2 separate regions of the Homo sapiens genome follow, and region 2 is linked to region 1. Evidence: chromatin contacts called from ENCODE Hi-C or POLR2A ChIA-PET data. All regions are on one chromosome and are shown on one strand. Each heading gives the region's core, a stretch centred on a gene start or an enhancer-like site at or near the end of the contact. The rest is flanking DNA. Distances are from core to core; before and after follow the strand shown.

Region 1 (2,581 bases), core at 44-2,543:
TTGTAATGCTCTTCCCCTCCTATTCCCACTTGACTGACTTACAGACCCTCCTCAGGATTTTGCACTAATCTCATGTCTCAGTGAGCCCCACCCTGATCATCACATTGCACACTGAAGCATGGTCTGCCTTCCTTTCAACTCAAAAAACTTCCTGCCAAACTTTCAAACCCCTTTCTTTTTCTTTTTTGCTATAGCATTTATAACCATTTAGTGTGCCATTCAAATTATTTATTTTATTTATTATGTATCATTTGTCTTCTCCCACCACAACTCAACCTCCATGGGGCAGAGATTTCTATTTGTTTTGCTCACTAATGTATTCCCATGTGCCTAGAACAGTGCCTGGGACTATCCAAAAATATTTCTTTGCATGAATAAAACAAATACATCGAATACATGATTTCAACTTAAAGAAATCCTAGTGGACATGAAGTACTATCCTCCTTTTAAAAAAGAGGAGACTTAGATTCGGAGAGATTAAGAATCAAGAAAGTTCACAGAGCTAGTAAGTGTGGAACTGGGATTCTAAACAGGTTTATATATCTCTAAAGTCCTTGCTTTTATTCAGAAAGATTTTCTTTTACTCACTTTTTGATGTAGTTCTCTCCAAGGATTGTTTAAGAAGGAGTAGGCAGAGGTGAAGCTAGCCAACATTTAGTCTAGTATCTTTTCTTAAATTTAATTATTATATCTCAGTTAATCCCCAAAATATCTCTTCAAATTATGAGCTTATTCCTATTTGCAGATAAAAATCTGAAGTTCAAAGAACTTAAACAATTAAATGACCTGTGTAATGCCACTCTATTAATGGCACAGCATTTTGAGTTCAGGCTTTTGATTCCAACACTCTATCATGGGACATTTCCAATATATGAACTTGTAAAATAAAATTGTGGGACGAGATACCTGAATTGCAAGGAAAGAGAAATACTTCAAGGAATGAAAAATGTAAAGCCTTCTCCCTGAAGCTTCTATTGAGCCAGAAGGAAAAATGTGAGCCCTGGCTGGAGGGTGGACATAAGCTTAATAAAAAACAAAATCAAAAAAGTTATGTTGCAATTTGTTGTTTGAGAGCCAAGCTTCAATGTTGCAGGCAAGGCAGTGTGGAGTTAATTCTTTTTGTTAAAAAACTGAACTGCAGCTATGTTTTCTCCAGAAATTTTGTAGCTTCTAAAGCTTTCAACTATTTCTAATGACGGCATTAAAGGGGATGGGAGAGAAAATATCAGATCTCATTTAGACCTCAAGTGGTAACGTAGTAAAGTGAACTTGCTTCACATTTGCACTGCGGCTTCCTTGCTTATCTCTCTCTTTCTTTCTCTGATTCTCAGCTGTAGGTGACATTGTCGTGGCCACACTGAAAATCTTCACCTGCTCTGTCATCTCTGAATTTATGTTGCACTTTTTGGTATCAGCCCCAGTGATCTTCTCTCTTTCTCTCTCTCTCTTTTTTTTTTTTTTTTGCCTTTGCACCTTTTTGCTCATTCACTTCCTGACAACATAATACTAATTTTCATTCTGAAACTGTATTTAGCCCTCTTCACTATTGCCAGTAATTCAAAACCAATAATTCCCCAGACTGCTTAAATTCAAGGAACCACACTAAATTTCCAGGTTGCTATAATGATTTTCTTTGAGAAATCCAAAATAAACCTTCTCACCATGTTTCTGCACATAGAATGGACACTTTATAGTATCTTCCATCTTTATGAACTCTCAGGATCTCCATAGGTCTGTGTACGGCAATCACAACTCTTAGTTTATTTTCCTGATAGTGACCTCAATAATCAAAAACTCCTTCCATTGTGGAAGCCCAGGAAAACTGCAAAAATAGTCACTTTGCTGAATGGAAATGAATTACATTTTGGACAGAATTGAGTGAAAGGTTACATTTGAAAATTTGCCCTGTCTTTAAATTTTGCCATCACAGTTGTAGTACTTCTGGCTGGGTAAGATTTTAATCTATGAGGATATTTCCATATTGTATATTTGAACAAACCACCAGTCGTGAACATTTAGTTGTGCTGAATACACTGGAGCTATCAGCATGCTGTCTGAGCCAGTTGGACTACTTCTTCACATTTTATGTTAATAGTGGTTCTGGATTAGCCAGACATGTTTTGATTTTTTAAGAATTTATGTATGCAGAACTGGACAACCATAAATTCAAAAGTACATAGAAATTATAAAATTAATTGTGAATCCCAACTTGAAATATGTGTAGAATTCCATTACTGTGTAGAGTACAAAAATAAGTAGGAGAATAATAATTAGGATAAATATTAGTTGCATCATGCTCAGCAATTTTTAAATGGTTTCACATAATTATTTTACTTGATTTTTCAATATCCTCAGATAGTAAATTTGACATGTTTTTATCAGTTTCTTCATTTTACCAGTGAGGAAATTAAGAATAAATGAGTAAATAAAAAAACCTAAAAGGTCACAACTCTATAAGTAGAAAAGATATACACAAATATATATGCCCTTGACTCAAATTACATGCTCTTACTATTACATAATATTAGGACTTATAAACTAAAATCAAACAACTTTAAATGAATAATGATAACAAATTAGA
Region 2 (2,581 bases), core at 25-2,524, 250 kb before region 1:
ATGAGCTGTACACTGTGATGGTGCTGGGGAAACGACGTGGTGACTGAGGATTCTCTTAAAAAAAAAAAAATCACTGCGGACAAGGTCTCCAAAAAGGAAAAAAGGTCTCTTCGCGTCTCTCCCTCCCTCCTGCTCACTCGGGTTCTTCGGTGTGAGGACAGAAAGTCTACTTCTGGCTGTCACTTGCAATATTATTCTTCAATAACCCCGAATAACGCGCATTGGGAAGGCCACCTCGCCTCCCTTCCAATCACCCCCACCCCCCTCGCCAACAATCGCGACTAATATTAACAAACCTTAAACTTTTCCCCACAGCCTCGCACCCCCAACGAGGGCATCTAGCGGGGGACAGCGAGGGTGGGGGGCAGGGGGTCGCGAGAAAAGCCCCGGAAAGGCACTAAAATGCCACTTTTGATTCTGCCCTCGCTGACAACAGCCGCAAGGACCCTCTCCCTGCCCATTGACGCGGGGCTGTGAGCGTCTGGGGTCCCAGCAAGTGAGGAGAGAAGAGGTTCGGGGGGAGGGGGAGGAGGAGGAAGATCAGAAGGCACCCCCAGCCACCTCCACCGCCTAGGCAGCGACAAACTCCCCGCCCCCTCCCCCCAAAAAGTCGCCAAGCTCTCACTCGTCCAGAGTCCGAGGTAAACAACGAGCACCACAATGGCACTAGGACTTTGGGGGAAAAGAAACCCAGAAACCCCGACAAAACTGATCAGGAGTTTCCCGAAATGAAAGAGGGGGGCGGGCAGCGTCCTCTAGAGTCGCCCTGGCTTTCGGCTGGGCCCCCGGGCAGGATAGAGGGCGGCCGCGGCTGTTGTTGTTGTGACGAGGCCGGGTGTTGCTGGGTGGCACAGGGAGAGGTGTGTGTGTGTTTGTGTGTGTGCGTGAGTGTGAGCGCGAGTCCCCGGACGGGGCTGCTTCTCTCGCTCTCTCCCTCGCTAGCTCTACCCCTCGCTGCCGTCTCTGCCCCCATTAAATTATTAGTTGACTCATCCCGGCCGCTGTCGCTGCCGCCGCCGTGCCCCGCTCGGCTCCGCGCGTCCGCCCGGGCTGCAGCCCTCTCCGCCGCTGCTCCTGCTGCTGCTGCCGCCGCCGCCGCCGCTGCCGCTGTGGGTGCCTCTTCTTCCTCCTCCTCATTTTAATACAAAATCACCCCGCTCGCAGCCCCAGCCCCGAGCACGCAGCCTCCTCCCGGCCGCCCGCCGCCGCCCGGAGCCTTCCCCAGCGGGGCCGGCTCATCCGCCGCGTCCGGGGAACGGGAGCGAGCGAGAAAGTGGCGGCGGCGGCGGCGGCGGCGGAGGAGGAGGAGGGGGGAGGAGAGGAGGAAGGGGGTGCGGAGCCGAGGAGGAAGGCGGCGTGGGGGGGCAGGGTGCACGGAGCGGGCGGAAAAGGGATGGGGATTAAAACCCGGGCTGGAGGGCCGGGATTGGGGGAGGGGGCGGGGGCGGCGAGTTAAAAAGCCGAAAGACAAGTAACTAGTGAATGAGTGAGGGAATGGGGGGAGCGCACGATTTCCGGCCCCGGGCGCGCAAGAATTTGTAATGAGCTTGATTAGAGTGAGGCGGCCCGACATTTATTACACACAATACCCAGAATAACAGGGCGCTGTGCGAGGGCTAGCGCCGGCCGCCGCCAGACGCGCCAGGGAGGGCGCAGAGGGGAGGAGGAGAGGGGGCTTCCCTGGCAGCGTCCGCCGGAGCGGGGAGGGGAGCGCGCGGCGCGCGGGCGGCAGGGGCAGGTGTGTGAGTGGGAGGGAGGAGGGGCAGGACGGGCAGGACGGGCACGGGGGGCGGGGGGAAGGAAAATGACGGGGAGGAGGGGGCGAGGGCCAGGGGAGAAAACTAACCAACCACCCACACGCCACAAAAGCCACAAAAAGGAGTACGCCTGGAGCGTCGCAGAGGGACAGGCGAGGTGGGGGGACAGGGAGACGCACCGGCCCCGTGGGAGAAGGGCGCGGGTACGCAGGTGACAGGCGCTGAGGAATGAGGTAGGGAGCCATCAGGAAGTGGCTGGAGGGGTACAGACGGAAGGCAGTTCTCTCCGGGGAAGCGCGGAGGGTGCAGAAACGTGTACAGCAATAAAGGCCAGGAGCCTCGAAACGCTCGGAATGTTTATCCTCTAAGGAGGGTGGTCCTTAAACTATGAGGAGCCAACATTAGAAAGAACTGAGTAAGAGCGTTCTGTACTAGTCAGACGTTGGTTCAAATCGCCCTCACTTCTGAGCCATAGAATACTTTGGAAGAAGAAATACGTGGCCGAGTTAAACAAAATTTGGGTCACTTGAAAGAGACCTGACTTGTTATTATAAAGGAAAAGATGCCATCATTCTTCAAATAATTTACGCTAGGCAAAAGAGGAAAGTTTGGGTTGGTAAATACATCTGTTGTAGCAATAAACACTTCTGCTGTAATCTAGGGTAGGTTACCCAGTTAGATAAATGGTCATTACCACATAAGTATGATCCTATTATTTAGACAATCTATTAAATATAGTTCATGTAAAAATAAAGAATATTACAATGTAACCCAAAATAGAAATGCCTCATTTATCGCTTAGGTTTTAGTTCTACCATTTTAGC

What was found. Hi-C counts contacts between places; a loop is a spot of excess contacts on that map. ChIA-PET counts read pairs that join two places held with the same protein, here RNA polymerase II (POLR2A). Pooled maps may share reads with other maps.
Region 2: a loop to region 1 is called in a pooled map, with 3 times the contacts of the local background. The contact joins the promoter of SATB1 here to the enhancer-like site in region 1. A Hi-C loop is called at or near these places in 5 of 50 pooled maps. POLR2A ChIA-PET finds 5 or more read pairs at or near these places in 7 of 52 experiments (activated CD4-positive, alpha-beta T cell, activated CD4-positive, alpha-beta memory T cell, activated CD8-positive, alpha-beta T cell and 2 more).

What each region holds. Positions count from the first base shown.
Region 1 is chr3:18,678,103-18,680,683 of GRCh38, forward strand. No RefSeq gene overlaps it. Among named protein-coding and RNA genes, the nearest start is that of SATB1-AS1, 230 kb to the left of the region's middle. Within about 2 kb of position 1,294, at least 3 of the 41 ENCODE cell types and tissues checked have a DNase peak (open chromatin) inside an H3K27ac peak, as active enhancers do.
Region 2 is chr3:18,424,065-18,426,645 of GRCh38, forward strand. SATB1 (SATB homeobox 1) reads right to left here and starts at 1,275. Exons shown (of 11, transcript NM_002971.6): 1 at 1-1,275.